Regions from separate parts of the Homo sapiens genome. Here region 1 is linked to region 2. Evidence: chromatin loops called from intact Hi-C (ENCODE). Cell type or tissue: ascending aorta. All regions are shown on one strand. Links, peaks and the distances in the headings refer to the core of each region. The heading gives the core; the rest is flanking DNA. Region 1 holds the start of ENHO (energy homeostasis associated). Region 2 holds the start of RPP25L (ribonuclease P/MRP subunit p25 like).

What was found. Peaks named below come from ENCODE experiments on the same cell type or tissue, not always from the same donor. Only the 100,000 strongest peaks of a DNase experiment are listed, where the experiment ranks them.
Region 1: it touches region 2 in a loop (2.2-fold over the local background); 7 of 110 quality-filtered maps call a loop at or near these places.

The regions. Positions count from the first base shown.
Region 1 is chr9:34,521,858-34,524,754 of GRCh38, forward strand. It overlaps ENHO (energy homeostasis associated), which reads right to left and starts at 1,133. Exons shown (of 2, transcript NM_198573.3): 1 at 920-1,133. RefSeq lists an enhancer at 1-429 and silencers at 1,059-1,168, 1,189-1,558. In ascending aorta, for the core only: no CTCF peak of the experiment used is centred there; DNase peaks (open chromatin) are centred at 344, 1,324 and 1,877; H3K4me3 peaks cover 1,152 bases.
Region 2 is chr9:34,611,080-34,613,945 of GRCh38, forward strand. It overlaps RPP25L (ribonuclease P/MRP subunit p25 like), which reads right to left and starts at 1,018. Exons shown (of 2, transcript NM_148178.3): 1 at 985-1,018; 2 at 1-253. The coding sequence starts at 217. It overlaps DCTN3 (dynactin subunit 3), which reads right to left. Exons shown (of 7, transcript NM_007234.5): 7 at 2,467-2,792. The coding sequence ends at 2,703. RefSeq lists enhancers at 1-489, 1,593-1,642, 1,770-1,819 and a silencer at 953-1,192. In ascending aorta, for the core only: a CTCF peak has its summit at 1,898 (motif pointing right); DNase peaks (open chromatin) are centred at 532, 1,152 and 1,912; H3K4me3 peaks cover 1,835 bases; H3K27ac peaks cover 1,374 bases.

The DNA of each region.
Region 1 (2,897 bases), core at 221-2,720, 89 kb before region 2:
TGTTGGGGGTATACAGTAAAGGAGAGGGTGGTGAGGAGGAAGGGTGGGGTGAGGCCTAGGAGGAGAGAGGTAGGGAAGAGAGCCTCCCTCCCACATTTCTGGCCTCCCTGGTGAAAGACCTTGGGTCCCAACAGGCTCGAATACCCCACAGAGCCATCACCCCCATCCACAGGCTTGGTTCTGGCCACCTGAATGAGTGTGTAGCCACCGTGGGGAAGCTGCAGTAGGCAGCCGTCATCTCATTCTCCTTAGACCTGGTGGGCATGCCCTGGTCCTGCCCACCAAGCTTGCAGCCCTCAAAAGCCCTCTGTTGGTGGGTGGGATCCAGGAAGCCCCCAGCCCAAAAGGATGGGGGTTGTAAGCAGCTCTGGTGTGGCCTGGGCGCCTCCTCTCTCCCAGGACTCCAGCCAGCCCGACCAGGAGACCTCCAGAGGCGCCAGCTTGCACAGAGGGAACTTTGTGGAGGCCCTGGCAGGCATGTGCAGGCTCTGTGCGTCCAGGGCTGTGTGCCTCTATGTGGGGCTGCCTCTCTGGGTCAGGTGTGTGTGTGTGTCTGGTGTCTCACTGTCCCTCCGTTGGATGTGTGCCTGTGCCTCTGCACACCCACCTCTGTGTGTGTGGCTGCCTCTCCGTGTGTCCCCATCTCTGAGTATGTCTCCTCTATGTCTCATTTCTCTACCAGTGTGTCTCTGTGTATCTCTGCATCAGTCTCTGTGTCTCTCTCTCTCTTCCAGGCTGTATCCCCCTCTGTTCCCATGGACGTGTCCCTATCCCCTTCTCCGTGGGGTCTTTTCGGTGGTTCCTGTGTCTCTGTCTTTGTGTTCGTCTCTCTCCGCGGCAGTGTGTCTCTGTCTCTTTATCTCCATCTTCGGGTCGCGTGTTCTTGGCCCCCGTGCCCGTGGCGGGAGGCCCTTCTTACCTGAGTTGAGCCTGGTGCGCGCCCGCGGGAGGGTCCGGGGCAGCGGGATGCTCGGCGCCGACTAAGGCTTGGGAGCCTGCGGGCGGGGGGCGGCGGGAGGTGGGAGACCAGCAGAGGCGACGTCCGCTCCCCCGGCCCTCCCCCTCGGCCGCGCAGCCTCCACCGGCCGCTCCCGCCGCGGCGCGACCGGGGCGGCCTCTGCCGCGGGCGGTCTGCGGTGAGCGGGCACCTCCTCCCCTTGGGGCCGCACCTCCTCCGCGGCCGCGGCGCTCGCTCGCTCGGCAGCGCTCGGGCGGCGGCGGCGGGAGCTGCGCGGTGTTCGGCTGGGCTCGGCTGCGTTCGGTTGGGCTCGGCTGGGCTCGGCTACGTTCGGCTGGGCTCGGCCGGGCTCGGCGGCCAGCAAAAACAGCGAAGAGCCTCGCCTCCTGGGAGGCCGGCGGCCTGCGGCCCGGGGGCGGAGCCATCCCAGCGCCGCTGCCGCCACTCAATTGGCTGGCCGAACCCCGGTTCCCGCACCATTGGTGGTGCGCTGAGGTGGGGACCAGCCCGCCTCTCGTGCCGGCGCGGGGCGGGAGGAGGGCCGAAGGAGTAGCTGGCCCTGGATCCTTCCCGGGAGAGGGGATGGGGTGGGGGCAAGGCCTAACCTCTGGTAGGGATTTCTTGCACCTTCTACACCTGGAAGGGTTGTACACCCCACATCCGAGAAAGGCCAAGGCCTCTGCATTTCCACATGTGAGGAAACCACCCCTCTGTATCTGGGAGAGGTCTCTTAAGTAAGTCATCCGGAGGAAGGCCCCGCGTCCCCACACCTGGCAGGAGACTGAATCTCCTCACCTAGGGAACCGCCTATAGTGCAGTCCCGCACTTCCCTCTGCCACCTGGGTGTGGACTCTGCATTCCCACTTTAGAGGGCCCCAGGTTCCCTGGCCCTAAGAGGTGTGAAAATCTCTGGCAACACAGGTTCTTTGGACACATTTACTGAGTTCCTACCCAGTGTTGGTCGCAGGCTTGCTGCCAGGCTGTTGGGGAGTCTGGGACAGAAATGGAGTGTCCTGAGCGATGGTTCTGCCCTGGCTGGAATAGGTGCAGGCGTGGTGGAAATCCTGCCTTGCCATCCTAAAAGCTCCCCTAAGAAGAAGATAGCTTGGACAGGAGCAGTGAGGTAGACCTTGTCCTCCCCGACCTTCACAGGCCAGTGATTGTCACCTATTCTGATCCGGCCGTCTTCTCATCCCGCTCTACATGCTCTCCTTGGAGGATCACATCCCTGAAGCTATATCATGAAGACTCCCAGTGCTCCCAAGTCTAGCCTTAACTTCTCTCTGGAATCCTAGACTCATATAACTAAGTGCCTACTGTAATCGGGGCAGTATTGATTCCTGGTTCACTTACTAACTTTGTGATCTTGAGCAAGTTACTAAATCTCTCTTAGCCTCAGCTTCCTCATCTGTAAAATGGTTGTAATGCTACCTCTCAGGGTTGTTATTCACTAATTTATAGCAGATCGATCACATCTCAGCAAATGCCAGCTGACACAACCCCCAGGACCATGTGACTAAGAGGCCCCTTCCCCCAATCCAATGCCATGAAATTCACATAAGACCCCTGTAAATCCAGATGCTATCTTGAAAGAAGAAAGGGAAGACTGAGTCATCCAAAGCTACCAAAGTACTTAGAGACTGTCTAAAATAAATTATTGGATCCTATAGAGTTTACCAGAGTGGATTACTTTTAGCTCCCCCCCACTGCCCATTACCCAGCAGGGTGAGGGCATTGTGAGAAAGATCAGCCTAGTTATAGGAAACAGAGGAGACTTAAATCATCGCACATCTGAGTGTAATGTGAGCGAATTTTGTGACCCAGCTGCAGGAGTTCAGATTTTATCCTGAAAACAGTGGGGAGCCACTGAAGAATTTTTGAGCAGAAGAGTAATGCGATCATATCCAGAAATTAGTAGGATGATTTGGGCTATGGTGTG
Region 2 (2,866 bases), core at 367-2,866:
TCTCAGCGCAGCTGACAGCCTTTCCTGCAGCCCTGCCAGAACCTGAGAACACTACATGCCGAGCACTGCCGCCCTCCAACCGACCCAGAGCCAACCCCAGCAGGTTGCGAATTTTGCTGCCATCTCGGACCCGCATCTCAAGGGTATCAGGAGGTAGCTGGGGCATTGGGGAAGGCGCTGGGAGCTCTACAGAGCCAGCTTTCCGGTAGTGCTCCATCCTGCTTGCTGTCTTGTCTGTGACTCTCGCTGCCCACTGCAGGGAAGCATCAGGTAAGTGCTAAGCAATGTGCCCCAAGTCACTGTCCACCATCCCCTATCTCCATCCAGGATATGGCCCTGCTCCCCGTTCCAGACTTCCCAGAAACAGGATCATGTCCCCTTGTCCTTAGCATCTCGTGACAAGGTCCATGCCTGCCGCAGTCTGGGAAAGGGCTGTACCCCATACACCCCGTTCCTCTACAAGGGCCATAACACCCCCACCTCCAATCCTGGAGTCCAAGAGGCAGGATCACATTCCCCAAACACTGAGCTCTTTGGGAAAGTGCCAGGCCCCCTCATCCTAAACTCTCCAGGACTGGGGCTTAGCCCCCCTTATCCTGGGCTCCTTGGAACAGGGCCTGGAACCCTCACCCCAGACTAATACCAATAGAGAGCGCTCCTCACTTGGGGCTCTACAAGGACAGGGACAAGGCCCTTCGCCCCAGGCCCCCCGGGAAACAGCCAAGAACCCTTATCCAGTGCTGCCCCCAAACAGAACGGATCCCCTCTCCCAGAGATTACCAAGGTCAATCTATATCAACCCAGGTCACTCAGAAACTCGGGGGCAGAGGCTCGACTCGGAGGGCTGCTCAGGACATTCCAAGACAGCCTTGGCCGTTTCCATAGCCACGGTCTCTTCCAGGGTCTTGCCGGCCGCTGCAGCCAAGCCACAGGCGTCCCCCAACCCTACGAGCGCCCCTCTGCCCGCCCGGTTCCGGCTCTCACCGAAGCCGCCTCACGCACGATCCGGAGCCAAGATGGCGCGCGGGCCCGGAGCGCACTAAGGCCGCGGGGCCGCGCACGCCCCGAGGGGGCGGGGCGTGAGGGGCGGGGCGTGAGGGACGGGCCCCGAGGCATCTCCGCCGCGGAAACAACCCGCTGGCCAGAGCGCCCCGGACCAGTCCCAGCGGGGATGGGAACACGAGCGCAGCCTCCGCTGTTACGCCCCGGAGGGAGGCAGGACAGTTCCCTGCGGTAGAAAGGAGCGGCCGTCGGGGAAGTCCTGCGTCTGAAGGAGGGGGATCTGGCCCTTAGAAGATGGGAGGGCTGGCGTTAGCTGTTGAGCAAACGGGGAGCTGTGGGTTTCACCGTGGGTGCGAACAAAGGCTTCAGTTTGTAGTGGCTGCTGTTGCATGGGCGAGAGCCTTAGTTACCGACTTCTGAGCTTCGACCTCATCCTGTGGGCGCTGGCGGACCACGGGGGTTTTCCGGGTTTTCCAGGGGCCAGTCGAACCAGATCTTGTGCAGGGAGCCGAGGAGGGAGTGGTGGGGAAATCGGGCCACAGCCCCTGACGACACCTGCCGCGGAGTCTGGGGGCTGAGGGGGCGGGGGTGCCCACGGAGCCTAGTATGGTGCCTGGCGTATGACCGGCGCTCAATATTTGTTAAATGATTTGTTACATTAATGAACCAGAGAAATCGCGGTGGGAATGGAAAAAAGATTAAGTTGGGAGATACTAGTAGGTTCAGTGACGAGTTGGCCACTGTTTGGACGGAGAAGTAGGAAATTCCGATCTAGGGTGACTCCCAGGTTTCAGATCGGTTTGGACACGCTGAATTTGAGGTGCCGGAGAGGTCGCAAAGGCGGGGCGGCCAATGGGCCGTTGGAAAAAGGGTCTGGAGCCAGAGCACTCCCTGAGACCACAAGGGGGCAGCAAACATTTGGTGGACTACGGTGCCAATCTGTTTCTCAACATGCTTGCCCCAGCGCCCCTACTTCCCAACTTCCCCTCCCCAGGACCAAAACTTCCTGCATCCAAACCTCTTAGGCTGCCCTTCTCGGCTCGTGGCAGCAGGTAGGCTCCCAAGAGAGAAATTTAAAGGCCTTTGCACATGCTGCTCCCTTGGCTCTGAAAGTCCCTGGATATCACTTACCAGGTCCCTTCAGTCCCTTTTTTCTTCTGTGTCCACCTGATAGGACTGCCCTTTTCCTTTACTGTCTATCCTGCTAGCCCGTGCAGGGCAGGGATTAGCCCTATCTACTCCCATCATCTGACATTTGGAGGTCTCTTATTGGTAAATGTGGGATAAATGGATACATAAAGGAATATCCTATTCACATAATCAAATGAGAGCCTTCATTTTGAGAGCTCTACACCTGCCAGAAAGCCAGACCAGGATGAGTTTAGTTCCCAGTCAAACGATTAGGCAGGCTGACACCTCTGCCCCCTACCACCTCCATCCTAGACCAAGAAGCCAGCACACTCCTCCAGTCATCTCTATGGTTTATTGTCACTGAAATAAGAACACTGATTGGGGGGAGGGTGGGTGTTGCAAATTGCAAACCTCAGGTAACCTGACCTCCAACTTTAGAGCCCAGAGTACAGAGAGGTGGGCCTTGAAGCCAATAAATACAAAGCTTCCTCTGCCTTGTAACAAAGGCAGGTTGGCATAGGGCCCTGGAGCCTGACTGCCCAGGCCCACTTTGGGATGGGGAGCAGCTATCACTCCTCTGCTGGCTTCACTTGCGTGGCGGCCTCTAGCTGGCAAAGTAGCTCATCCCACTGCACGAATTGCTTGGAGAGAAGCATTGTCTGGTTGTAGGTCAAGGTGAGAATAGGAATCTGAGTGAGGAAGTTCATGGAAAGTGGGGAACAGGCAAACATAG